Linked DNA regions of Homo sapiens: all the other regions are linked to region 2. A link is a loop called in an ENCODE intact Hi-C map of the cell type or tissue named here. Cell type or tissue: B cell. All regions are shown on one strand. Links, peaks and the distances in the headings refer to the core of each region. The heading gives the core; the rest is flanking DNA.

Region 1 (11,664 bases), core at 1,974-6,973, 780 kb before region 2:
TATTGCCACAGGCAAACTACATACTGCAAACAGAATACAAGTAGCTACCTTGATGATTCAAAATGCTGGGGCGGTGTCTGCAGTGATGAAGACCATTCGTATTTTTCAGAAGTTGAATTATATGCTTTTGGCAAAACGTCTTCAGGAGGAGAAGGAGAAAGGTAATGTGGGAGTTCCACACCTGCCCCGTCCCTTTTTCTGCCAAGCCTGGGCCTTTCCTTTCATGGCATCCCTGGGATATGACCCCCAGTGCACATTGTTGGAATTTGTTTGCTAACTTAGTGCACCTGTCTCTTTGCCCCCTTTTACTGAGAATCGCTTCTAGGAAGTGTTTGTTACAAATTCCACAAATCCATTCCAGCCTTTGTTTGCATCTCTTCTTCCAGCCTTAGGGTTACCACTTCCATTTAACATCTTTTCTCCTTGCCCATCTTTGTCTCCAGTTCAGTTGCAGTGAATATGGACGTAGAATTTCAAAGTTAACTTCTCCCAACTCCATTTACACAGTATGTAATGCTGTCACATTCTACTGAAGTCTTGAAAGTATAAATTATTGCATTGGAAAACTGTAAACCAGGATATTGAGCACCTTTTTTCCTTCACACAGTCTGTCTATTCCTCTCCTTGTCCCCAGCTTTCTGTGGTCCCAGACTATCCTTCTTTAGGCGATGATCTCCTCCTTCTTCAGAAGGGAGGGAGAATCCACCTTCAGGGATTTTCTTTCCTCTCTATCTCCAGTACAGGTGACAGTATAAATTACCCACAACACAAAGATTTTTTTTACATTATTCAATAAATCACTCATCTCCATCTGAATTATCTACATTTAGTTTAAATTCCTGATTTTGTTTACTAAGAACAATTGATATGTCCCAGCTTTATGTCTGAAGAACAAAAAGGAGCTAACAGAGGAGCATATCACTCAAGGACTCTCCAAAATGAAAGTCTCCAAATGCAACAGTTTTAGGATTCAAAGTACAACAGTAGCAGCAAAAATTATAATAGCTTTTAGTAGCATTTGTGGGTGTACAACAAGGGTGACATGGCTTCTCACACATGAGTTATAGGAAGGCTAAATGAAGCCACATAAGTGATACTATGTACATTCATAATTCTATACAGATATAAACTGTTAGGTAGTTTCTAAGGCACTAAAGAGAAAGGAGTGGTGGTTTTCCCAGGCTTTAAGTTAGAAGGTGTAGTTCTTAGAGATGGCCCTTAGATGGCAGTAACTACACATGTTACTTCCAAGTAACCAACCAAAACATTGCCCTGTGTTTTTCTTATCTGGGATGAGCCAGGAATCTAGGCATATTGGCAAACATAGGCTGAGATATTTAGAAATATCTTTTATTTTGGTAATAAATCAAGAATTAATTCTTCTCTTTGACCAGGATAGAACAAAATTTCCCCTTCTACAATCTTCTCCCCATTTTGCTATTCTAATGATTCTGGGATTTTGTTATTCTGCTTAGCTAAAAAAGATCCAGTTTGGGACTAGCTTGGAAACTCAGGAGTAGATTATCCAAGGACTCTCCCAAATGAGAGTCTCCAAATGTAACAGTTGTAGGATTCAAAGTATGCTTTTGGGCCAGGCGCAGTGGCTCACGCCTTTAATCCCAGCACTTTGGGAGGCCAAGGCGGGTGGATCACTTGAGTTCAGGAGTTCGAGATCAGCCTGGCCAACATAGTGAAACTTTGTCTCTACTAAAAATACAAAAATTAGCCAGGCATGGTGGCGGGCATCTGTAATGCCAGCTACTTGGGAGGCTGAGGCACGAGAATCACTTGAACCTGGGAGGGAGAGGTTGCAGTGAGCTGAGATCACACCTCTGCACTCCTGCCTGGGCAACAACAGTGAGACCCTGTCTCAAACAACAACAACAACAAAACACAAAGTATGCTTCTTGCATGCTATACAAGAAGGCAGTTAAGTTCCTTCATAGCTCTAAAATTCTATCCACGGACATACTTAGGCCGCTTTTGAATGTAGGAAATTTTTGTGTGTCCATGCTATTTCTATTATTTTAGGAAAACAGTTTTTGTTTTATTTTTTGAACAGTTAATCTGTCATTCTTGGTTAAGTGATCCTTCTCCATTGCCATTGCATGTCTGCATGTAGAGTGCTATATGCTATTCTACTCATGACCTCACCTCATGGAAGGTAGAAGATACCTGGAGAATCTTTAATGAAGACAGAGGCAATAATTAGTAGACAGGAGAAGCTTTTGTATGAAGCAAGATGAGAAAATATAAGGACACATAAGCGTAGAAAAAGGAAGCTAAGAGAAAATGTGATCAAAGTCCACAAAAGTCCTGCAAGATTAAAATAAAATGCTGAAAATGATAAATGAAATAATCAGTAACAATGTGCACCTGATTATTAAGGCAAATGAGAGATTTATAATTGGCAGACAAGCTTGTCCACAAATATTGCATTGGTACCACAGTGTGTGAAATGAAATATGGCTGATGTGATGTGGTAGAATGGTAGGTTGATTCCTTCCGCCTCCCTTGATGCTGTTTTCTCTCCGATGCTGTGAACATAGAAGAGAGACTTTATCTGCATACCTTTCTGAAACCAATTTCATGGAACTAACTTACCATTGGAAGGTTAGTTTAACTTCTTCCTAGTGCAGAGATCCTGCTACAATATCCCTGTCAGACAGTCAACCACTTTCTGATCTTTGAAAGGTAATGACAGAGTACCTACTACCTCATAAGACAGTTCATTCTACTCTTAGCTCTAATAATTAAATCGTTTCTCTTTTTAGTAAAATCAGTGATTGCCTTGCTATTTCAGTCCAGAATTGTTCAAATTCTATCAGAAATAACATCTAATAATTTCCCAGGCCCTCTTCTGCCTGAGAGTGCCTTAAGTCATCAAACATGGCCATCTTGTTACATGGTCTTTTTAAAAATCAGGAGTAGGAGTTGGCTTTTCACGATAACATATAACCTGACCATAGACGTGGAGGAGCCCAGCCAGAGTATACGACTGCATTTTGTAGGCATTAGTGAGGAGCCAACATGCCACCCATCCATCCATTTCTTCATCCATTCAGTAAATATCCATTGAATTGCTAATAGGTACAAGGAAAGCTTTTAGGTTCTTATGATAAAACAAGGTTTTAAAAACAAATCCAAATTTTGTACAGTTTATACTCTAAAGGGAAAGTAGATATTTTTCTTACAGGCAAATTAACTGAGACAGGTAACTAACTGAGACAAATGTTCTGATGGAAAGGAAGATGGTTCTTCAGCAGCATGTGTCAAAGGAGCATTAACATAAGCCAGGAGTTAGAGTTGGTGTTGGTCAAAGCGGGTTCCATGGGGAAGTGACTTGCACTAAGCTGTGAAAAATGCATAGGAGTTAAAGGTACCTTCAGTCAGAGGGAACACTGTGTGAAAATCCCTCTGACAGCAGGTGTTGACTTGCTTGAGGACTGAAAGAAGGCCAGTATGGCTGCAGTACAGAGAATCTTCAGAGGGCAGGATGGGGTCCCCTCGACAGAAGGAAAATGCAAGGCCTTGTAGAACATAATTAGAAATCTGTGGCCAGGCGCGGTGGCTCACGCCTGTAATCCCAACACTTTGGGAGGCTGAGGTGGGCGCATCACGAGGTGAGGAGCTCAAGACCAGCCTTAACAACATGGTGAAACCCCATCTTTACTAAAAAAATACAAAAATTAGTCAGGCGTGGTGGCATGAGCCTGTAATCCCAGCTACTCAGGAGGCTGAGGCAGGAGAATCACTTGAACCCAGGAGGCAGAGGTTGCAGTGAGCCAAGATTGCGCCACTGCACTCCAGCTTGGGTGACGGAGTGAGACTCCGTCTCAAAAAAAAAAAAAAGAAAGAAATCAGCCCTTGTTTCATAGCAGCAGTTTATTCATTTTCACTACTACATAAGATTCCATTTAATTGATAATTACATATACACATAAACTGATATACATATATATAGAGAGAGAGAATTGGTGTATTTTTATTGTTATTTTAGTCATTGGAGGCCATTATGAATAATGCTGCTATGAATATTTATGTACATTATAAGCCTTATATACTTATCTTTGTATGTTTGTATTTGTATGTGTGTTTCTCTTGACTGTACACCTGTGAATGGTATTACTGGATGTTAAGGTAAGTAGATATTGAATTTTAATAAATAGCGTCCCAAACCATTTTCCAAAGTGTTATACCAATTTAAGACGACTACTACTTCATAGTTTTTGTTTCTTGTCTTTTTTTTTTTTTTGAGACAGACAGGGTCTCACTGTGTCATCCAAGCTGGAGTGCAGTGGTGCAATCATGACTCACTGCAGCTTTGAACTCCTGGGCTTAAGTTATCCTTGCCTCAGCCTCCCAAGTAGCTGGGACTAAAAACATGTGCCATTATACCTGGCTAATTTTGAAAATATTTTTTGTAAAGATAGGGTCTCCCTATGTTGACTAAGCTGGTCTCAAACCCCTGGCCTCAAGTGATCCTCCAGCCTTGGCCTCCCAAAGTGCTGGGATTACTGGTGTCTGTGCCAGGTCCAGTTTCTTTCATTTTAAAATATGATTTTTTTTTAAGAAAAATTAGCTGTTCTTGAAGATATCTTAATATGGTTTTAGTATTTATTCCTGGTGACATTTGAAAATGTGCACTGCTCATATGTTTATATGCTTATTGGCCATGTCTTTCATTTTTTAATCAGTTGATAAGCAATACAAATCGGTAACAAAACCAAAGCCACTAAGTCAAGCTGAAATGAGTCCTGCTGCATCTGCAGCCATCAGAAATGATGTCGCAAAGCAACGTGCTGCACCAAAAGTCTCTCCTCATGTTAAGGTAGGATAAGGAGAGTGGAGTGGTCTTTGTCCTTGTAAGAGCATCACTGTCACTGTCACTTCCCATATTGTTCTCTGTTCTTTATCTCACAGCATGCAAATAAGGGAAGCAAGGCCACAGCATGAAAAGCATTCTGAGTCACAAAAACAGGAACTACCTTTGATTCATCAGATTAAACACCTGTTGAGCTTCTAATCTCTGCCAGGTTCTGGACACATTAACACTTTGTTATGTTTTGGATTCTATAAGAAGAAAACTCTGAGATAGACCGTTGTTTACAGGAAGTCTATTTTAGAGCACTTTCAGAATTAATATCTGTGAGGAAGTGAAAGGAGAAGAAGAGGAAGAATGTCAAGTCCAATGTAGTTGCAATAGAGGCCTTGGCCTACCCTACAGGGAGCTCGGGAGCTGAGAATGTCTTTCAGGGCTCCCAAGATTTGTGAGGGAGTCTGTGGTTTGTACAGGCCCAGGCTCTGGGTCACATCAGAGATCCAATTCAGAGACTCTGACACTCGGTCTGGCATGCCTCTGTTTGTTTTCTGCTTGGTTCTTGACAGCAAATTGCTTTTTTAAAAGTAATGTAAAAAAGCCCTTTATACACCTGCATGGACAAGGTGAGGTGGCCCCATTTAGCTGAGAGAGTAGTGGCTGGAGAGTGTCATTGGTGAGAATGATTACTTTAGTCCTGAGGGAGTGGCAGACAACGTTAGAAAGGCCCAGCACAGAATCCACCACACATGCAGTTTCATTTCCTATGAAGCAGGTATTACATTATTTTATACCTGTGTGAGCTCTAAAAACTGATGATATATACTTCATTCTCTTTGTCTAGAGGAACCATTTCCTCTGGGTTTGGCCCAGAAACTTCTGGATTTTTCAGGAAAACAAGGTTCAAGTATAAATGGTGTGATTCCCTCATCAGTAATGAAAATATGCATTTTTCAGTCTGGAAGACCCAAATAAAGATACATGGACCAAAGAGAAGGACTTCTGTAGTGGACCTCAGTGGAGCTGACCTTTCCCTGCATTGATCCAAATGCAGTCAGTTATGCTGCCCATCAGGGCCCCTTACTGGCCCAAGCTCCACTGCCCCAAGCTCCAGGTCACATCAGAGACACCCTTCAGAGACTCCTACGCTTGGCTTTTTATGCCTCTGTTTGTTTTGCCCTGTATTTCCCTTTGGTTCTAAATGGCAAGTGGCTTTTAAAAAGTAGTATTTTCTCCCAAAACAAACCAAAAAGAGGTGTCTTATCTCTGTTAATTCAGAAAAATAAAAAACACAGAGAAGAGAATAAAATTATCTATAATTGTATCGTCTAGGAAAAAAATACATTGATGTTGGTAAATATCTCTCTAGTGTGTTTGTGTGTGTGCTTTAACTGCTTATTTATCCAATAAGAAACAGATTGTTTATCTGTTTAGGACCTTTCCCTTTATTGAATCAGTTATAACAGTTTATCATATTTCTCTAAAGCATTTTTAATATTTGCACAGTAATCTTTTTGTGACTATACCTATTTTATTTAACCAAATCTATTTTTTAGGTATTTAAATTATTTCTTTTTTTATAATTTCAAATAATAAGATGTACTTTTTAAATATAAACCTTAGTGCATAATTCATTATTTAAGGGTAAATCCATAAATGTAGTATTAATTCTCCTTTTAAATTTCTCCTTTAACTCACTCATAAGATCTCTGAACTAGGTCTCCCCCTTAACTCACATTAAATGTAATCTGCATTTTGTTATGTACAATGCTCCCTAGGAATTTGGGGAGCCCTGTGCTGGTCACTGAGCTCCCTCACTTTTATACCAGAGTAAAATGAACATTTAGGACAGTATTGGATAGAGAAACAAGGACACATGCCCGAATGGAATTGATAGAAGATGGAATCAGATTTGTCAGATTTACCCCGAGGCTTAGCAGTATTTCAGAAATCTGATGAAGTCTTTATATATAGTACATGGCAAAGCAAGGATTTGGTTTCAGGGATCCTACCTCCAAAACGTGTTACACCGTCTTATCTGAATACAGGAGTCGAAATCTTCCTTCTGCACTCTCTGTTCTATCTGGATCGTTCTAGGCCTCAACTCTCTTCGTATCCCCTCTGTATCTCTTCCCTTGATTCCACCTATCTTCTGCTGGCTTTCTGAGGTTTAGCACTGTAGGTGAAGTAAGGTCCTTTCAATAGTACCTTTTTGACTCACAGCTGATATCTTTCTTCTCTTGTCTTCAGCCTGAACAGAAACAGATGGTGGCCCAGCAGGAATCTATCAGAGAAGGGTTTCAGAAGCGCTGTTTGCCAGTTATGGTACTGAAAGCAAAGAAGCCCTTCACGTTTGAGACCCAAGAAGGCAAGCAGGAGATGTTTCATGCTACAGTGGCTACAGAAAAGGAATTCTTCTTTGTAAAAGTTTTTAATACACTGCTGAAAGATAAATTCATTCCAAAGAGAATAATTATAATAGCAAGATATTATCGGCACAGTGGTTTCTTAGAGGTAAATAGCGCCTCACGTGTGTTAGATGCTGAATCTGACCAAAAGGTTAATGTCCCGCTGAACATTATCAGAAAAGCTGGTGAAACCCCGAAGATCAACACGCTTCAAACTCAGCCCCTTGGAACAATTGTGAATGGTTTGTTTGTAGTCCAGAAGGTAAGTTTTCATATCTAATTTCATATTGATTAGTAAGAATAACGTATTTCCCATCTGATCTTAAAGAAACTTTGGAAATGGTTTTAATGTCTTTCTATATAGACAAAATAAAAAAATACAAAGTTCTAAAGAGCTGCAGAGTAAACATGCCAAAATTCATACAAAAACTCAAAAATTGTTTTTATTGTCAAAAATGTCACGATCCTATTTCAACTTACCCCAGTAGCCTCTGAAAAAGGAATTAGTTCATTCACATAATTTTTATTTCTGCATTATTTTTGTACTTTGTACATATTATCTTTATTTTAAGTGACTATAGTTGTGATTATCTTTATTTTAAGTGACTATTGTTGTGAATGCAAAGTAAGTGTAGTTGAGTAATAAACCAGATTAATGACCTGAAAAACCAATACGCAAGGCAGGATTAAAGAACTGTGATTAAATGAAGAAAACAGAAGAAAGAGTTAGCCTGAGGAGACTTTTTTTTTAATTAAAAAGTAAACTTTAATGTCAAAAATGCAAACTGGGGGAAGACAGAAAAGATCACACACAAGGCTGTCACTTCACACTTGGAAGGTTGCACGGCGGCCGGGCAGAGGCGCTCCTCACTTCCCAGACAGGGCCGCGGGGCAGAGGCGCTCCTCCAGGATACTTATTAGAAGTGAGAAATAATAAAGTATTTATTATGATTCTGAGCCTCAGGGAACTAGCCTTGTGGGATGACTTTTTCTGGTCTAGGGCAGGACCTAAAGAACCATAGAGAGAGAACCTGCTGCCCCTGCATTCAGAGCCTCAGAATAACCTCTGCTGCCCTGGGTTAGTTTCAGAAGGAATTGATAGGAAGACTCTCCAGTCCTCCTGGAAAACTCAAGTGTAAAATGACCTTGGATAGGAAAGTCATGTTCTTTATCCCAGTTTTCAGCTTTCAATCTGGCCAGCTATCCACTCATATATACTGATTTAGTCCATAAAATTAAACCTAAAATACGATCAATCTCCTAAATAACTGACCAACCTCCTGTTCCCTTTGGATCTAGACTTGATTGTGAATTGTTTCTTGTCTTTGATTACTTACTAGACTCTTGGCTGGGTCTTGCATCATTACCTCATGTCTCTCCTGGACTTGTTTTAAATAGCTCTCTTCAGGCTGGGCGCGGCAGCTCATGCCTGTAATCCTAGCACTTTGGGAGGCCAAGGCGCATGGATCACCTGAGTTGAGGAGTTCCAGATCATCCTGGCCAACATGGCAAAACCTGTCTCTAGTAAAAATACAAAAATTAGCCGGGTGTATTGGCGGACACCTATAATCCCAGCTACTCGGGAGGCTGAGGCAAGAGAATCGCTTGAACCCAGGGCGTTGGAGGTTGCAGTGAGCCAAGATTGCGCCATCGCACTCCAGCCTGGGTGAAAGAGCGAAACTCCATTTCAAAAAATAAACAAATAGAATAAATAGCTCTCTTCCAACCCAGGGTCTTCTTTTTTCCCTTGACTAATCTGGCTGCTGGCCCTGGAGAAGCTCCATCTTCTCTATCCAGCAGTTGTTGCTTCTATGGGCCACCCTGGCCTCCTCCTAAAGGAAGGGAATTTAGGACTGGAAAGATAGGCATAGGAGACAACATGTTCTAAGTAAGACACGTCTGCCTCCTCTGTGTGAACTTGCTAACATCTATTAGATATATACCTGCTAGTTTCAAAGCAGAAACATTTTTTCAAGTTGTCCCTTGAACAATGTAGGGATTAGGGCTTCTGACCCTGAGCAGTTGATAATCTGCATATAATTTTTGACTCCCCAAAAACTTAACTGCTTAATAGCCTACTCTTGATCAGAAGACTTACGGACAACATAAGCAGTCACTTAACACATATTTTTGTGTTATACATATTATATACTATATTCTTAAAAAGTAAGCTAGAGAAAAATGTTATTAATAAAATTATAAAAAAGAAAATATACTAACTATTCATTAAGTGGAAGTAGATCATCATAAAGTTCTTCATCCTCATTGTCTTGATGTTAAGTAGACTGAGGAGGAAGAGGAGGGTTGGTCTTGCCATCTTGGGGTGGCAGAGACAGAGGAAAATTCCCATATAAATGGACCTGCACAGGTAAAATCTGTGTTGTTCAAGAATCAACTGATTTCTTTTTAGAGCCTTCTTCTGGCATGTCTGATGTGTGACTGATGCGGCATTCATTAATCCGATTATCAGAGGCTGGGTGTTGATTTTCTTTTATAGGTAACAGAAAAGAAGAAAAACATATTATTTGACCTAAGTGACAACACTGGGAAAATGGAAGTACTGGGGGTTAGAAACGAGGACACAATGAAATGTAAGGAAGGAGATAAGGTTCGACTTACATTCTTCACACTGTCAAAAAATGGAGAAAAACTACAGCTGACATCTGGAGTTCATAGCACCATAAAGGTGGGAACTGCATGGAACAAAGTCAACTCTCCAAGGGGGTGATATTTTTTGTTTTCTATCAGAAAGCCGGACTGGAGCCATTGAACAGGATATAGAGTGGAAGACATTGATATTTAGTACACGTTCATCTCACAGAACTGAGGAACCTCCCTCTTAGGAAACATGTATTCTAGATACACAGTTAAGAGAACATGGGCTTTTCAAGGCAGAGGCGCATATTGTTGTGCCCACAGAGCCCAAAAAAGAGCTCCTTATTTATACTACAAGTCTAAAGCAGAAAGCTTGCCCAGAGTCGGAAAAGTCATTCTGACTAATGTCTTTGAAAGTAGACAGACAATAAATACTTTGAGGACACATTTCCCTAGCCAGTCCCACCACGTCTGCACCTACCATAGTCCAGTGCAGTTAAGTCCATGTAAACCCCTACTCTTGACCTTCCACCACACCCTCCTACCCGTGTCCTGCCACTACTTGGTGCTCTTCCCCAGGTCTCAGTGTTGGTTGCACTGCCTGCTATCTCTGTAAGAGTGGAGGCCAAGATTTGAGAAATATGCGTATGTGACCTTGCTAAGTGGGAGTGTATTTCTCAGGTCAGATATTCACTTCAGGAGTATGATCCAAGGCAGACCAATGTATTAGAAGGGTGGGAACAAAATAATTTTATGAGAAGATGATACATACACTTCAGAAGGCCATAGTGACTGCAAACAGTGGAGGGGCCACTCATCGACTGCATCTCAGACTGCATGTTTTTTTTCTCCATCCAGGTTATTAAGGCCAAAAAAAAAACATAGAGAAGTAAAAAGGACCAATTCAAGCCAACTGGTCTAAGCAGCATTTAATTGAAGAATATGTGATACAGCCTCTTCAATCAGATTGTAAGTTACCTGAAAGCTGCAGTTCACAGGCTCCTCTCTCCACCAAATTAGGATAGAATAATTGCTGGATAAACAAATTCAGAATATCAACAGATGATCACAATAAACATCTGTTTCTCATTCATTACAGTCCCACTATCTCCTTTAGTTTGTCAATCCCTTGTCTCAAGCGAAAATACTTTATCAATGTATTATATGATGTTTATACAAATTTAAAAGTAAACTATATGACAACAATTGCACAAAATACAAGAGGGAAGAATTAGGAGTACACTGTTAGAAGATCCTGTACAACATGTGAAGCAGCGCAGTATTATTTGAAAGTAGATACTGAATAATTAAAGATGTATATTTTGTCCCATAGGGCAATGATTTAGAAATATTTTAAAAGGTATAGAAATAATAACACAATTTTGTGTTATTGGAGAAAGAATAAGCATAAAGCCCAATGGAAAACTAGAGAGCCAAAACTAGGCTTGCACATTTACAGTCTATTGATTTCTACAAAAGTACAACACAGTTCAGTGGAGAAAAGACTAAAAAAAAAGCTACAACAACAATTAGATATCCATACTTAAAAAAATGAATCTGAGCCATTCCTCACTCTTTATACAAAAATAAACTCCAAACAGATCATTGGCTTTTCATAAACAGCTAAAACCATAAAACTTCTACAAGAAAACATGGGAGAAAATCTGTGTGATCTTGGTGTAGGCAAAGATTAAAGATTTAGATATCACACCAAAAGCACAATCTACATAACATAAATGCTTAATAATTTGAACTTCATCAAAATGAAGAACTTCTGTTCTTCAAAAGGTACCATTAAGAGCATTGAAAGGCAAACCATAGATTGGGGCTTAATATTTGTTA
Region 2 (5,000 bases), core at 1-5,000:
TAGTGAGCCATGTTCATGTCACTGTACTCCAGCCTGGGTAACAGAGCAAGACCGTGCCTTAAAAAGGAAAATCCCATTTGTAACATTGTTTCTGTTTTAAATTTATATTTATTCTATGTATTTACTGTGTACAACATGATACTTTGATATATACACTATTTCTTAGGTTTGTCAACGTTAATAGTGAGGCCAGAAGTCATTCTCAATGAGCTCTTCCTATCATGGCCACAGATATGTGGCAATTTCTATGAACTATAATATCTTTAAGAGCAATACCCAGTTCAAATCCTACCCAAATCATTCATAAGCACTAGGTGTTATCTTTGCTCATCTTGTGCTGTTAATGGCAAATACTTGGTTTGTGGTTTTAGAAAACAATAGTAGATACCACATTATGTGTTTATTCACATTTTTTTCCATGTTCCTACAGGAAAGATGCAACTGTCCTATTTCCTAATAGTTGGGTTAAGGTCATGGACTGAGTTCTGGGCAATGGAATGTGTGGTGTTGGAAGCATTAGCCAGCTCCAGTCCTGACCACTGAAAATATCACATCTGATCATCTTACCCTGTGGTACCAACTTGGCAGTCAAATTTCTAAATGGCAAGACTATGAGATGGAGAAGAGCAGCCTGATCTACATGCAGTTTAACTGCATGAGAAATAAACTTCATTGTGTTAAGCCTCCAAGTTCTAAAGTTTATTTATAACTGCAACATAACCTAGCTATATTGGATAATATTATAAAACCCAGTAAGTATCATCCTTTTTGCCCTCTTGAATTCAGAAGCAAACAAGTTGAAAATAACATGAGATAGATGGATCTAATGGTCAATCTTGACTTCTGATAGTGCCACTAGATAATTTGCTTTAAGTGTGTAATCCAAGTGATCTTGCTCATACTGGACCCTAAATGGAGTGGCCTTCTCATTGTTATGGACTGAAAGTTTGTGTACCCTCCCAAAGAAAAAAAAAATCACATGTTGAATCCCTAACTCTCAGTGTGATTATATTTGGAAATGGGGCCTCTAAGAAGTAATGTCAATCTCATGTCTAAACGGTAAGACCCTGATCCAATAGGCTTAGTGTCCTTATAAGAAGAGACACTGGAGTGCCCTTCCACTTTCCTTCTCTGTCTCTCTGTCTCTCCCTGTCGCTCTCTGTCTCTGTGTGTGTGTGTGTGTGTGCACCCACCATGGAAAGGCCATATGAGCTCATAGTGAGAAGGCAGTTGTCTGTATAAACCAGGAAGAGAACCTTCACTAGAAACTGAGTCTTCCAGATGGAGACTTTGAACTTCTAGCCTCTAGAGCTGTGAGAGAATAACTTCCTGTTGTTTAAGCCACCCAGCTGATTGCCTTGTGTTAGCACAGCCCAAGAAGACTAATACACTCACTTATTTCAGGCAATGCTGATAAAACCCTAAGTTCCCCACCTGAGCAGCTGTTCCTGTGAGAGCCAGGGCCTGGAGGAGGAGAGCAAGACTGAGCCTTTGGGGAGCAACTTGCCCAGAGAGGTAAAGGGCAGTAGGAGGTGCTGATATATACTTGCCCAGTTTCCCTCCTGAATTTATCAGTGAGATAAATCAGTCTGTTTTCAGAGGAAAGATTAAGGGGTGAGGAAAAAAAAACAAAAAGTATTTATGGGAAATTCCCCCTCAGGGTGCCTAGAAGAGTAAGTAACACCCTCACCCCCATCATGGCAATACGCATTCAAATAGATACCTAGAAATGTGTGTTCTCCGAAAACTTCCCTCTCCTTTGCTCCACACAGTCACCATGTCATTTCTCTCCCTCCACCTGGTTTTTCCTCTCTGATCTGACTGATATGTAGTCCTGCTTTCATCCTGTGGGACAGAGATCACAGCCACAGTCCCTGCCGGTGTGTCACAGTCCATATCCCTCCATGTCCATGCAGTGCTCTGCCCCAGAGCTGCCATGGAAAACGTGATCCTTAGAATGTCTATCAGCCTAAAATATTCAAATTGCTTTCATGAAAAATAACCCAGACTCCTAAGTATGACAATTTTATACACAAGAGTTTATGTACATCTATCCCTAAAAAGGAAGGGTGGAGGTAGTGTAAGAAGGGAAACTGGCAGACTCTTTACACTGGTGAATACTTATAAATATAGATGCAAGAATCTGAAATTGATATAAAATGCAATGGGGAGAGGAGTAAGTGGTTATTAAGCTCTCTGAACACACAAAATCCTAAGAGAATAATCTGAAGTGGGTAGGACACCCTATGATTAGAACCCAGCCTGAACAGAGGGGCTGGGTTGTCCCGAGGGAGCCCAGTGCTCTTCCTGTCCTTCCCCAACTTCCCTTTTCTTGTCCTTTTGCTCAGACCACAGACGTTGTTGTGTTTGCCTTCGCCTGGGCTCTTCTTGCCTGTCACTTCCCTAAGACCACTCTAGTGGGTGACTTTTGCACCCCGAGAGAGAGAGAGATTTCCTCAGAACTCCAGTGTCATGTTCCCACCCCACACAGCTCTGTCATCCCTTCCTCCCAGCAGAAACCTTGCCCTCTGCCTACTTCCCCATTACGGAAACCCCACAAGCCTCCCACAGCCACGTGACTCTTACATGGCCTTTCATTTCCTCCTCAACTCTTATTGAAGTGATTCACTCCTTCTTTCTGGCCTCCAAGCATAGTTCCTGTGGCTAGCGTATATCCTCCACCCTCTGCCCTCTGCAACAGCCAAAAAGGTCCCAGTCTGAGAGCTATGAAAACTCCTAGATTTACCACTTACTAGAAGCACTAATTCCCCACTGTAAAATGACAAAATTGGAGGAACTTGATATTTTCTAGTTCCATTTCAACTTTAATATTATTTGACTTGTCCTGTGCTTCTGTTCATTTCTGTTTATACAGTATTTTCTGTCTCTTCTGGGCTTCTTTGTCTTAATGTTTAACTTTTCTATGATCTCATATTGCTTTCTACTTATCCTTTGTTTGAATCCCTTGGGTCTCCTCTCTATCTTATCACCAATTCTACCTAAACTCCCTACCCATTCATTCTAAGCACCACCCTGGCTAAATTTTGAAGCCTAAAATATTGCTTTTCACTTAGTCCTTAGATTTCTGTGTTTATGGAGGCTCATGCCTGTAATCCCAGCACTTTGGGAGGCTGAGGCAGGTGGATCATGAGGTCAGGAGTTCGAGACTAGCCTTACCAACATGGTGAAACCCCATCTCTACTAAAAATACAAAAATTAGCCAGGTGTGATGGTGTGTGACTGTAATCCCAGCTACTCAGGAGACTGAGGCAGGAGAATCGCTTGAACCCAAGAGGTGGGGGTTGCAGTGAGCCGAGATTGCACCACTGCACTCCAGCCTGGGTTACAGAGTGAGACTCCATCTCAAAAAAAGAGAAGAAACAAACAAACTACAAAACACATAGATATACTGGGTAAGCTATAATTTTAAAAATTATTTATACATGTATGCATTGAACTCACAAGATAAGAAAGTCTGCAAAAAACAAAACAAATAAGAAATTAAGAACTAGATAGGGAAATAGAAGCTAACACTTGAGCTTCCCAAGACATTGACAAGAGTGGGTTCCTGAGGGCTTTGACCACAGTATCCACATAGGTCATAAGATCATGTTGAGACCACCAAATAAAAGTGCAAGAAATCTTCTACTGTATCCTCAATAAAATTGGTCAGGAAAAAAAAAAATCCAACTGAACCAAAAGACAAGAAGGAATCTTGTGGTCGCCTTAAGCTCTGGCTAGATTTCCTTTTTTTTTTTTTCTTACAAAAAGTTTTAATCACAGGTTTGCTCTCACAGGAGTTTAGAGATTAAATGTATTCTATTTGTCTTAAAATGTCTGATCCAAGAAATCAACAATACAAAATAGTTCCAAGCTTGTAGAAGTACTATATCACTCAGAAGCAAACACAAAACTTATTTCTAGTAGTATATAATTTCAAAGCAAACACAAAAATATTCAACAAAATCAACACAGTCTTCTTCATTTTTCTGATATAGGCTGTCTTTGTTTTGCCCAGTTTCAAAATGCACAAATTTCAGTCAGCAAAGTTTTAGTTAAATAACACAAATTCCCCAACAACAAGTTTGAAATGTGTGCCACAAATTTCAGTTGCCACAGTATAGTAACTCTTAGTAACTGCACGAAGTATAAACTACCACTAGGTCTTCAGTCCATGAGTCACCATAGAAGTAACAAATCCACATCATAATCAGTGACCAATTGCTTTACATATGTCAAAGTTTGTCAGTTTGACTATTATTCTGTGCTGTGCAAAACAGCAAAGCATGTAGGTGTGTAGTCCTGTGGTCTCATTGTGTCTCAGTAATAAACCCATACCCATCTGACATGAGTGAATAATAGAAAGAGGAAATTGGGCAACAAAGATGAATGTGCAAAGAAGAAAAGGGACAATGCTAGAAGTGAGATTTGAATTAAATATAAAAGAAGCTATAGAGGAAATAGCTGACCGTGGGAATGCTGAGAATGCTACTGTTTGAGAGACTTTAGAGGTGAAGCTAGAGGAACCTGGAGGAGGGAAGTGATTGTTGTGAAAAGAATGAAGGTGTCTTAAATGAAGTGACACTGGCAGAAAACTTCCCATTAAAGGAACTCTCAGAGATATTCCCCAAGAGGGAAAGCACAAAGTATAAAATATCAGAAGCTGATCCAAACATTAAAAGGAGTATGAAAATTCACCAAGGAATACAAAGATACTCTGTATCTTTAAGTAACAGAAGATGAAGGCAAACATTGCTCAAAACATTCTTGGTAAGTTAATACAAGGGAAAAAGACTTTAATTCCAAATGTTTTAATGTTTTAAAGTATAGTGTGCTAAGTAAATTATATTGTACTGTTTTTCACTTCCCTATATATTTATAACCAATAGTAAGTGGGTTTTGAATATTTTGACAAAGATGTTTCAAGTCACAGGGTGATCATAATTCTCTCTCTTGATTATTGAGATCCTTTCACATGATTTTAGCTTGCATGATCAATT
Region 3 (11,664 bases), core at 3,606-8,605, 730 kb before region 2:
GGCCGCGTCAGATTATAAATGAGCCTGTCTCCTTTGTTCCGTATACTCTTGTGGCAAAACTGCTGGCGAGTGTACCCTTTCTACAAAAAGTATAAAAATGGCCTTGCTGAAAAAATTAAATTGATATTCAAATGCTATTTATTTATGGCACCAGGGAACAAGCATTGCACATACAAATAATCCCATCAAAAAGTGGGCTAAGGGCCGGGCACGGTGGCTCACGCCTGTAATCCCAGCACTTTGGGAGGCCGAGGCGGGCGGATCACGAGGTCAGGAAATCGAGACCAACCTGGCTAACACGGTGAAACCCCGTCTCTACTAAAAATACAAAAAATTTAGCCGGGGGCGGTGGCGGGCGCCTGTAGTCCCAGCTACTCTGGAGGCTGAGGCAGGAGAATGGCGTGAACCCGGGAGGCGGAGCTTGCAGTAAGCCGAGATAGCGCCACTGCACTCCCGCCTGGGCAAAAGAGCAAGACTCTGTCTCAAAAAAAAAAAAAAAAAAAAAAAAAAAAAAAAAAAAAAAAAAGGGCTAAGGGCTAAGGACATGAATAGACAATTCTCAAAAGAAGATATGTAAATGGCCAACAAGCATAAGGAAAAACGCTCAACATCACTAATGATCAGGGAAATGCAAATCAAAACCACAAAATGATGCCACATTACTCGTGCAAGAATGGCCATAATCAAAAAATTTTAAAAAACAGACGCTGGCATCGATGTGGTGAAAAGGAACACTTCTACACCGCTGGTGGGAATGTAAACTAGTAGAACTACTATAGTAAACAGTGTATAGATTCCTTAAAGAACTAAAAAGCAGATCTACCATTTGATCCAGCAATCCCACTACTGGGTATCTACCCAGAGGAAAAGAAGTCAGTATACAAAAAAAGATCATTGCACATGCATGTTTACAGCAGCACAATTCACAACTGCAAAAATATGGAACCAGCCCAGATGCCCATCAGTAAACAAATGGATAAAGAAATGGGGTATGTATACACCGTGGAATACTATTACTCATCCATAAAAAGGAACAAAATAACGGCATTCACAGCAACCCGGATGGAATTGGAGACCATTATTCTAAGTGAAGTAACTCAGGAGAGGAAAACCAAACATTGTATGTTCTCACTCATAAGTGGGAGGTAAGCTATGAGGACACAAAGGCATAAGAATGATACAATGGACTTTGGGGACTCAGGGGAAAGAGTGGGAGGGGGGTGAGGGATAAAATGCTACATACACACTGGGTACAGTGTACGCTGCTTGGACGATGGGTGCATCAAAAAGTCAGAAATCACCACTAAAGAACTTATTCCTATAACGAAGCACCACCTGTTTCCCAAAAACCTACTGAAATAAAAAATAATTTACAACATTCAAAATGGCAACAGCGTAAAATCATGTACTGTAAGGAAACTTAACACGTGAATATTTGAATTCAAATTAACAAATTGGAGAGCTTCCTCTGTATAAAACTTTGTCAGTGGGACATAATTTTGATCACTGCAAATAATTTTAAGTTTCAAATTAGGTATTTTTATGGACTAAATACACACATATGTGTATTGTAATGTTACAAACTAGAAAGTATCACACACACACACACACACACACACGACGTTTTCTAATTCACAAATGGAGAACATGTAATTTTAAATCCCAACCCTACAATCACTTAAAAGTTTACATAAAATTCAGAGTTCAATTTTTTTGATAAAGTTCAGATTTCTTTCTTTTTAAAATTGTATCCTATCACATCATTCCATCCAGAAAAAAAAAATTAAAAAAAGTAAATGTGAATACAAGGAGAATATCTGTTTTCTCATGCCTCCCGCTGAACTCTGTAAAAAAAACCTACAAACTTGTTTTTGCCAAAACTTAAAGCAAATCATTTCCACTTTGGAAAACTAATATTTGCCTATTTAATTCTTACCTGGATAAAACTATGCATTTCTGAAATCAGTTTTGACATCTGGTTCTTTTTTCTAAGTCGAAAGCAGAAAAGTTGGAGCTTATCTCCTTCTTCACAGGGGATATTGTGACATTGTCCTGTCCCCACTACATCCATTTTTCCTCTATCATCCTGAATTTCGTAGATTGTGGTCTTCTGATTTACTGTTTTCTGTAACAGAAAATTAATATTCTGTTCCTGAGAATGTAATTAATAACAACCACATATAGGCTGAAGTCCCTTCTAAGAGAGTTAAACAAGATGCACAACAGCAACTCCTAGTACAGATATGCACATATCTTAGGCCACATCTTTGCAGAAAGCCGTCCCTCAATATCCTTTTTGTTTAAGTCTTTCATATCTGAGATATTTCTATGACAGTTCTAGAACAATGAGTTTTCTTCCAAATTTCTACTGCTTTCACCTACAGGGCAGCTTTGCTTCCCAAAGCACCTTGATACAGAGGAAGCTGAAATCTCTGATAGCCTTTCTGGGTCTCTGGCCCCATGCAAAAAGAATGGATATCTGCTACAACTATTTATTCAGTGACTTATGAGGAATCTGTAAGAAAAAGCAAGCTTCTGGTAACTCTCTAATTACTTTTTCTACTTTCTGCATTTACTGAGTCTCTTCCAATATTTGTACCCCCTCCTGAAACCAAGTCCTTGAGCTCAAACATTCCAGCTTTTTGCTCATTACTCATCATCCTAGAACTGGATTTGTAAGAATCATCTCTTTAAGAGTGTGTATATAGGCCATGCGCAATGGCTCATGCCTGTAATCCCAGCACTTTGGGAGGCCGAGGTGGGCAGATCACGAGGTCAGGAGACCAAGACCATCCTGGCTAACATAGTGAAACCCCGTCTCTACTAAAAATACAAAAAATTTAGCCAGGCGTGATGGCACACGCCTGTAGTCCCAGCTACTTGGGAAGCTGAGGCAGGAGAATCGCCTGAACCCAGGAGGCGAAGGTTGCAGTGAGCCGAGATCGCGCCACTGCGCTCCAACCTGGGCGACAGAGACTCCGTCTCAAAAAAAAAAAAAAGACTGTGTACAGAAAGTAACGCAGGTTAATGAGTTGTTCTAGGAAACAAATATAATGGGTAATGAAGTATTGATCAGATAAATTGCTTGAATCAATAGCAGAGGATAGATGCTTTTTTGCGGGGTGGAATGTCTCATGCTAACTGGTTATGAATTTGGACAGGAACATATCAGGAAAAGCACTCTGTACTCTATTTTTTTTTTTTGTTATTTATATATAAATGACAAATTTAGATTACCTGATTTTCCAAGTATCATCCAAATTCGTATTTCCCAATTGTTCCATTTCTTTATGATGAATTAGTTTCATTTGGTCAGAACATTGTCCTACCTACTTTCTGCATTTGTTTTCCAGCCATGAGTAGTCAATTTATTTCTTATTCTGACTGTCACAACCAGAACTCAAGCCTCAGAGGACAATACTTCATTCAAAATAAAAATAATGTGATTTTTATGACAGTAGAGATAATAATCAAAGGGATAAACTTAGTATCATGTGTGTATGGATGTAGACCTCACAATGTCCTTGATCACTTAGCATAGATAATAACAACTGATAAAGTCTTAAGGTTTCTCAGTGAACATTATTGTAAAGACTACAGTTTAATGCTCTGGGAAGGAGAACATGGGAAAGAAATATTAACAGGTCCCCTAATCCCAGTCTTATCTTCAGAGAAGTCTTTATCCACCTGTCATTAGTCTTCAGAGTCCTGGATTCTAATATCCAGTTTATAGGCAAAGCTTCATCTCACACATCAAGACTTTTAATTTCAGGTGTTGGTGGAAAAATGAAACGAAACAATTTTGAGGACTTACCTTATGTAGCATAAATACCCCATATACAATATTTCCTGAAGCTTGTTTGTGAAGAATATCAATCTTCAGAGTTTCCTTTGCTCTGTTGATGATTTTATTTGGAACCTCAAACGTTTGGTTAGGACCAGCTTCAGATACAGTAGATTCTTCATTGACCTCTAGGAGACTATCATATTCCAAATAATCTGATATGATGATGATTTTCTTTCCATTGAATTTCTCCTTCAAGCTGGTGTTTAAAACCTTCACATGGAAGAACTGTGTCTGTGTAGCCACTGTAGCATGAAACATTATTTTTTTCTCCATTTCTGGGGTCTCATATTCAAATGGCTTTGTTGTACTCAGTACCTTCACTATCACTGGGCGTTTTTGGAGAACATTTCTTCTGGGAGTTACCTGACATTTGGCCACTGTTTTCGGGTTCTGTGTATGATAGCACAGGAGAACAAAGAAAAATGTCTAATTGAGAAATACAGAACTGCTATTCAGTGACCTCAGTATAACACAGGGCCCCAAAACTTGCACAGATGTTTAGAGCTGGAGTCAGGATAGAGAGGGATTGCGAGCCAGGGCAGAAGATATCTTAAACTGGTACAATAGCAAGATGAAGTAACAGAGGAGACCATATAGTGAAAAGATGACCTTTCTGTAAACAGAATCAACCTTAAGAAATAAAGCATAAGAGCAACATAAGACCAGTGGATACTGAAAGCCAGTGTCATGAAGTAACTTAATAAATTTTAGGGCCAGGCGCGGTGGCTCACACCTGTAATCTCAGCACTTTGAAACGCCGAGGCGGGTGGATCACCTGAGATCAGGAGTTTGAGACCAGCCTGGCCAACATGGTGAAACCCTGGCACTACTAAAAGTACAAAAATCAGCTGAGTGTAGTGGCAGGCGCTTGTAATCCCAGCTACCTGGGAGGCTGAGGCAGGAGAATCACTTGAACCCGGGAGGTGGAGGCTGCAGTGAGCCGAGATTATGCCACGGCACTTCAGCCTGGGTGACAGAGCGAGACTCTGTCTCAACAACAACAACAACAACAATAAATAAATAAATAAATTTTAGAATGAAATAATTTCTTATACTATTTCTCTTACCAGCTTAAAGTGCCAGAGCCTAAAAATAGACAAAGTTAAATGACATTTAAAATGATCAATAAATACTAAAAAAAAATAAAAATAAAAAAAAAATGAAAAATGGTGCCCACCACAAACTATAGACACAAAGAGTGTTCAGTTATCACCAGTGTAGACAGGGCAATTTAAAGAGCACATTTCATAGTGTTCCTACCCAAGATTCAGTTTGCTTACAGCAGGTGAGAACACAAGTAGGATAAACCCCTCAGAATGCCATCATCTCAGTAGGTTCAGGCTGCAGAAACTCTACAGAGTGTCATTCCCACCACCATAGCCTTTCTCAGTGTCAGGGCTCTAGCAGGTAGCATGCTAACAGAAACCTGGGGCTCAGAAAGGGTTTTCTTTAACATCTTTACTCTTTAACATCCCAGTCTCCTTAAACTGCGATAGAACAGTTTTAATGCAGGGGAGGTTGTTTAATCTACAAGAAAAAGAGCTGAGGGTATGGATAACCTCATTCACAAACTAGCAGGTGCTGGAGAGGTCTGACATGGAATACTATAGTGAACCAAGGGAAGAGGTATGAAGGACATGGGAGCAGTAGACAGTGAGCCCACAGCTGACAGTTCTGTACTGCATAGCTCTCTCTCCCTTCCCCAAACAACACAGAACAGAAAACTTCCTGCAGTCAGAGATAATGTCAAGTTCATCAAGTATCCCTGTGAAAGCAAAAGATCAAAATGTAGTGGTTTCTCAATATGTACATTGGATTAACTAGCAAATTATCGATGCAATTTTTAAGTAACCGGTGAAATCAGTCCTTTACTTTGGGTTGAAAAAAACAAAGCAAAATGGGACCAGGAAGAGTGTACCTCAGTTGAAGAACTGTTGGGTGGAGCTGACAATGAGGTCTTGGGAGATGGGGAACGGCCCATGGCTGTGGACATGCCGGCTCCTGCAGGAGAGGGAGGCTGAGTCTGTTCCTCGGACACCTTACTCCCTTTGGGTCCAGCCTTTTCTTTGGTTGATTTTTTTCTTTTCTGAAAGTGGTTTGATTTTCCTGTTATTCGTTTTCAGTGCCAAATGAAGTAGAGCACATTTTCATTATTGGATAGTAGTTTTATTATTCCTAAGAAGATGTTTCTTGGAAACTTGAGAGGTTGCTGCCCATCTCTCGCCAGTTTAAGAGATGGGCATAGATGGTTTCATTAAACGAAGAAAGAGGAGAATGTTATACACATTATTTCTCTAATTATTTCTGTTATGGGATGTGCTGACTTGGGATTAGAGAAACTAGGTTTTTATACACATGGACAAAGTACTTACCTGATTCTCACGTTGACACTCCACTCTACTAGAATGAAGGTATCACATTTATGTTATATATATTTACATTATGTTTACTCATGTGTTTGGTGCATTGCTTTGAGCATCAATAAGATGATCAATTATCATACAATTTGGTAAATCTGAAACTTGATGGGAAACATGAAGAAATAACTGCCTGCTGGAGAGATTGAGTGGAAGAGCCGTAGCAGAGCTTCCTCTGTGGGACTTGAAGCCTGCTCCTCTTCCTGAAGCTTACCTGAGCTCCAGGAGTTGCCTCTGCTCCTTCAGTTTTGACAGTGCTGCTTGTGGAGGGTGCAGGTGAAGTAGCATCCACTTCCTTCTTCCTCTTTCTTGATAGGGCTGGTCCTTTTACTGGAATAGATTCAATTTTATTCCCAACCAATGCAGAAAAAAGGAAGACATATAAACGATCTCCGACAGCTGAAGCAGTTTCAATACAATTTGCTCTCAGTTCCTGCTTGAGGGTTCAGCTGTGCTTTAGTCTAGCTCTACTGCATTAGCCCAGCCTGGCCTTAAGGAGACCAGCAGTCACAAGACAGGAACAAGCACTGACTCATGCTCCTCAGCACTTTCCTCACTCCTCCCCTGTGCACTGAGCACATGCTTCCTGTTCTCTGAACTCCATGTGCTTCAGTTAACCCTTTCCCAATGCGGTTCTCCGATCATTTTGTTTTAAAAACTAATGTTTTCATGATGGAGACTGCTAGGTCACATTCCCCAGGTAAAGATATTCAAATTATAGAAACCAGCCAAAGGTTTCCATGAGGAAGGATATACTGATTTTGGACTTAGACTTTTTCAAATCCTTTTTTTTAACTTGATATAACAAGAGAGGAGATCACACTTCTGAGAGGCAGGCTCACATGTAAGTATTGCATTTTTTTAAATTATAAAGGGTAGTGATGGGTTAAATGGTCTCAATAGAACAGATACATTCATTGGCTAAATGTACATATCTTGAATTTAAACAGTTTTTATGATTTTATTATTATATAATCTTTCTAATGTACTGGAAGTCTCAGTCCCCCTTCAACTCCCTCTCACTTTTGTTCTTTCACTGATCCCAAATATACATTCTGAAATACTTCAATCTACACCAGTAATGGAATGCACTAAGTTGTCAACTTGTTGGCCTCTGAAGTACCAACATTGTCTCAGCTGTTGAGTCACAAACTGGGGAAAACACATCTCAAGTATGTCCGAGGTGGGGCTCTAATCAATGTTGGGGAGGGTTTGGGGATGGTTGCAGGGAGTGGGTGTTCCCTCTTCCCAATTACCTTTTAACTTTTCTTTTTTAAGAGTTTCAGCCAGGTCTTCAAGCGTTGGTATATCTTCGAAAATTTTTATTAGTTTGCCCAAACCAGCATCACCTCGGAACTTTTCTTCCATCAAGTCAGCAATCTGAATTTTGTCATACTCTTCTCTCATTTTTAAATTAAGTTTTAAATCGTTGCTCAGTAAGGACTTAACCATTCTAAAATGATAATCATTGATGACCTCTAATCCTTTTAGTAGAACAATGTTCTTGTATTTTTTTCCCATCTTTACAGACATAAGTGAGCCTACAAGAGAAAATGGTATATACAGTGTTACACATGTATACAGACAATTTAAAAGATGTATGCCTATGTGAGTGAGTGGCCCATATGAAAGAGTTGTTCATGAATATGTGTGATAAAGAAGGACTCAACGACCAAATGTGTTACTGTAGAAATTGAGTGAAGAACTGCTGGGTTAGGAATGTCTAAGAAATTATTCCCATTGAATGAGAATAGTTGAGTTGGGTCCAGTTGTTAGAGGGAGGTCTGAGAACAAGCAATTGCCTCAGTGTTAAGAGTATGAGCTCTGCAGTGTCAAAGCCCTTGGTTCCTCTTCTTATCCTTTACTGGGGCTGAAGCCTATTCCCCAAATCCTGCCTGTTGTTTCTTAAATCTTCCCACACCCAGTATGACTGGAGCGGCCTAGGTGTAAATGGGCTGCAGCCTCCCACCTTATATGAATAACTTTCTGCTACAGCGCTACAGTTTCATGCTGTGGCACTGACCCTATTCTCCTTGACTCTTCCCTAGTTGGCTTTCATTAGCATCCTCCCTTCTTTGGTGCTAGACCATGGCTTCTGTTCTCTGTACCCATAAAACCATAACTTTGCTGAAAATCTGCATGCTTTCTAGTGCAGCATCACAGTATTTATTCACTGAAATGATTTTATTGGTTGTTTTATTTTTCTTCTTTCAGACTTGATTTGTCTAATTATTTCTTTTCGCACAATCAGTTTTCTCTCGATAAGCCACATTTATATTCCACTGAAATCCTTCAATATTTCTCCTTTTTCTTCCCCAAAATTCCTTGCTTCCTATACTGTCTCAGAAAGTGTTGAATAAGCTGCATCTTTTTTACTTCTAGTACCTTTGTACTCCTTGTATCTATGCTTCACAAAGATGCCGGACACCTTGTGTCTTCATGCCTCATGACTTTGCTAGTTCCTTCTTACTGCCTGGAAAGCCATTCCCACATTTCTTTCTTTGACTACTTCCCATACAACCTTAAGACTCAACTGAGGCTTTGTCTCATGGTAGATTTCAGAGTCTCCCTATGGACAGAGTGTCACTGCTCTTGACCTCTTAACACCTGTACACTTCCATGATGACAGTGCAAGGTATGGATTCCAAAACTTTTAAATTAATGAATTTTTTAATTTTAGGAATGATGTCTTTGTGTATAACCAAGATATCTAAATTTCAGGGGCTATTAATTGGGCCAGGCGCAGTGGCTCACGCCTGTAATTCCAGCATGTTGGGAGGCCGAGGTGGTCGAATCACAAGTTCCGGAGATCAAAAGCATCCTGGCTAACACAGTGAGACCTCGTTTCCACTAAAAATACCAAAAATTAGCCAGGTGTGGTGGCAAGCGCTTGCAGTCCCAGCTACTCGGGAGGCTGAGGCAGGAGAATTGCTTGAACCCAGGAGACGGAGGTTGCAGTGAGCGGAGATCGTGCCACTACACTCCAGCCTGGGTGACAGAGTGAGACTCCGTCAAAAAAAAAAAAAAAAAAAAAAAAAAGCTTCCTTCTTACGAGAACATGAGGATCCTTGGACTGAAAAGGTCCAGAGAATGAAGGGAAAATCTATACAAAAACACATTATAGTGAAACTGAAGAATATAATGAACAAAAATACTCTGTAAGCCTTCGGTAATGAGGAATAGATCACCTACAAAGATTCAAGAATCAAATTGAAAGTGAATCTCTATATCAAAACTGCCTGAAGCAGGACAATGGAGTTATTTTTATATAATGTTGGTCCAAAGTTCCATATCAATTGCAAAACCAAAAAAAATTTTCAATGGAAAGTTTTGACTTATTTTGTGAGTGTGCTAGAAACAATAAGTTCGTCTTCAAACTTTCCTGTTCTTTCCTGTTCTGTAAACAACCCTTCCTTCCTTTGCCGCCCCAGACATGCCTTCCCGCCTAATTGGTACAGGACAGTGTCTTCCTTCCCGCCTAATTACCCCTATAGAATTTAAAGCAGTAGCCAATCCGGTCAGCTTAGAATGTGCATTGTGACTGACGCAGGCAGCACCCTTCTGTAGAAGCAAATATGCTTTGCTGAGAAATTTCCTGTTTAAGTGCTGGTTTTTCTTTGTGGCACTGAGCACTTGTTTCCAACAAGTGTGACAGCACAATTTATTTGCAAAATAAAACCAGATTTGGGATGACAGTAGGCTATGTATAATCTTTATTTCACTGAAATGTGAACACTCACATGTTTTGTTTTGCAATATTAGTGCTTTTGATTTTGGAGTAATTATTTATATCCCAATGGAGTTTCTAGTAAGACACTATTTAGAATATATACACTAAATAGCCTTTCTGAAGCCTCCAGATTCTTAACTTCAAAATGTATCTAGCTCCACAGCACAGAAGAGGTGCTTTCATCTTGTCTTAAGGGAAAATATAATTTTACATTTTAGAGTTTTAATTTAGGCAAAATGATATTTAAATAGAAGAGTCTCAAAAACTATTTTGTGATACTCAGGGCCTCAGTCTTTTTGCAAGACAAAGACTCATACCACAAGAAAACATCTATTGAAAATAATATTTAATAGGAAAACATGAATAAAATTAAAAATTCTGCCAGCCAAAAGATAAGAAGAGTGAAAAATAAACTTTTTTAGGTGTTCCTAATGTCTTACAAAGAAAACCCTGATCAAATATAAGAGAAACAGAAATTACAACAGCATGGTAAAGGGAGGGAAGAAAAAGAACATGACAATTCACTAAAGCAATTGTCTTAGATAGTGAGATGATATAGAAGTGTCATAAATTGAAGTAAAGACAGCAGATTGTTAATTACCAGCATATACCTAAAAGGTCTGACCTGTTAAGTGACAACTTTCATCAAATTTGATTTAAGAAATCTACATATATATTGTTAACAAAAGGTGAAAAAAATTGTTAAAAATTATCTTGCAAGGAATAACTAAAGAAAGCCAGTTTATCTATGTTTGTGTAATTTTAAATATACCTTAAGCCCAAAAGTAACTTCAGATACCACATGATAAAAGTTTCAACTCCTAGAAAATTATGTTTTAGTTATGAATTTATCTAATTTATCTAATGATATTATTTATTATTTTATAGTGCTTCATGGTACTATAATTAGTATATATTTCTCTTCATATACACACATGTACAGACATCACTACACACATATATGTGTGTACCTGTTTGTATACATGATTATATATACATATATTTGTGTGTGAATGTATATTATATATACACATAACATGTATGTGATTGTGAGAGCACTACAAAGAAAAAAAATTTTTTTTTTTTTTTGAGACAGAGCCTTGCTCTGTCACCCAGGCTGGAGTGTAGTGGCACAGTCTCGGCTCACTGCAACCTCTGCCTCCTGGTTCAAGCGATTCTCCTGCCTCAGTCTCCTGAGTAGCTGGGATTACAGGCACACATGACCATACCCGGCTAATTATTGTATTTTTAATAGAGACAGGGTTTCGCCATGCTGGCCAGGCTGGTCTGGAACTCCTGACGTCAAGTGATCCGCTCGCCTTGGTCTCCCCCAAAGTACTGGGATTACAGGCATGAACCTCTGTGCCCGGCCAAAAAAGCAAACTTTATAATAGGAGATTTCAGTTTATGCTTCAATTACTAAATGAACAAGGTGAAAAAATCTGTAATGATATAATAAATTTGAACAACGTAATTAACAACATTTATCTAATAAAATTCTGAAAACAACATTTAAGAATCTCACATTCCATTTAAGCACACATGAAATATTGTACCAGGCTATAGAAAACATCTTTTAAAAATTTGAAAAGTAAACAATAGTAACCTTTTCCTAACTGCCTTCCCCTCCACTCCCCTATACCTTGCCACAAGGAAAAAAAAAATCATTA

The links. Peaks named below come from ENCODE experiments on the same cell type or tissue, not always from the same donor. Only the 100,000 strongest peaks of a DNase experiment are listed, where the experiment ranks them.
Region 1: a loop joins it to region 2, with 4 times the contacts of the local background. A loop is called at or near these places in 4 of 110 quality-filtered maps.
Region 3: it touches region 2 in a loop (2.2-fold over the local background); 3 of 110 quality-filtered maps call a loop at or near these places.

What each region holds. Positions count from the first base shown.
Region 1 is chr1:159,061,735-159,073,398 of GRCh38, reverse strand. It overlaps AIM2 (absent in melanoma 2), which reads left to right. Exons shown (of 6, transcript NM_004833.3): 2 at 1-161; 3 at 4,698-4,831; 4 at 7,070-7,489; 5 at 9,725-9,913; 6 at 10,681-10,915. The coding sequence ends at 10,707. Among named protein-coding and RNA genes, the nearest start is that of AIM2, 9.2 kb to the left of the region's middle. RefSeq lists an enhancer at 5,084-5,473. In B cell, for the core only: no CTCF peak of the experiment used is centred there; a DNase peak (open chromatin) is centred at 5,048; H3K4me3 peaks cover 2,825 bases; H3K27ac peaks cover 5,000 bases.
Region 2 is chr1:158,283,470-158,288,469 of GRCh38, reverse strand. It overlaps a transcript of CD1B not described here. Among named protein-coding and RNA genes, the nearest start is that of CD1C, 4.0 kb to the left of the region's middle. RefSeq lists enhancers at 1,497-1,626, 4,273-4,322. In B cell, for the core only: no CTCF peak of the experiment used is centred there; DNase peaks (open chromatin) are centred at 1,479, 1,609, 2,469 and 4,329; H3K4me3 peaks cover 2,251 bases; H3K27ac peaks cover 5,000 bases.
Region 3 is chr1:159,010,802-159,022,465 of GRCh38, reverse strand. It overlaps IFI16 (interferon gamma inducible protein 16), which reads right to left. Exons shown (of 12, transcript NM_001376587.1): 2 at 7,521-7,805; 3 at 6,479-6,594; 4 at 5,766-5,933; 5 at 3,815-4,237; 6 at 1,937-2,125. The coding sequence starts at 7,785. LOC124904432 (a long non-coding RNA gene) reads left to right here and starts at 8,416. Exons shown (of 2, transcript XR_007066671.1): 1 at 8,416-8,899; 2 at 8,986-9,959. RefSeq lists an enhancer at 6,250-7,449 and a silencer at 9,741-9,850. In B cell, for the core only: no CTCF peak of the experiment used is centred there; a DNase peak (open chromatin) is centred at 6,705; H3K4me3 peaks cover 2,403 bases; H3K27ac peaks cover 4,685 bases.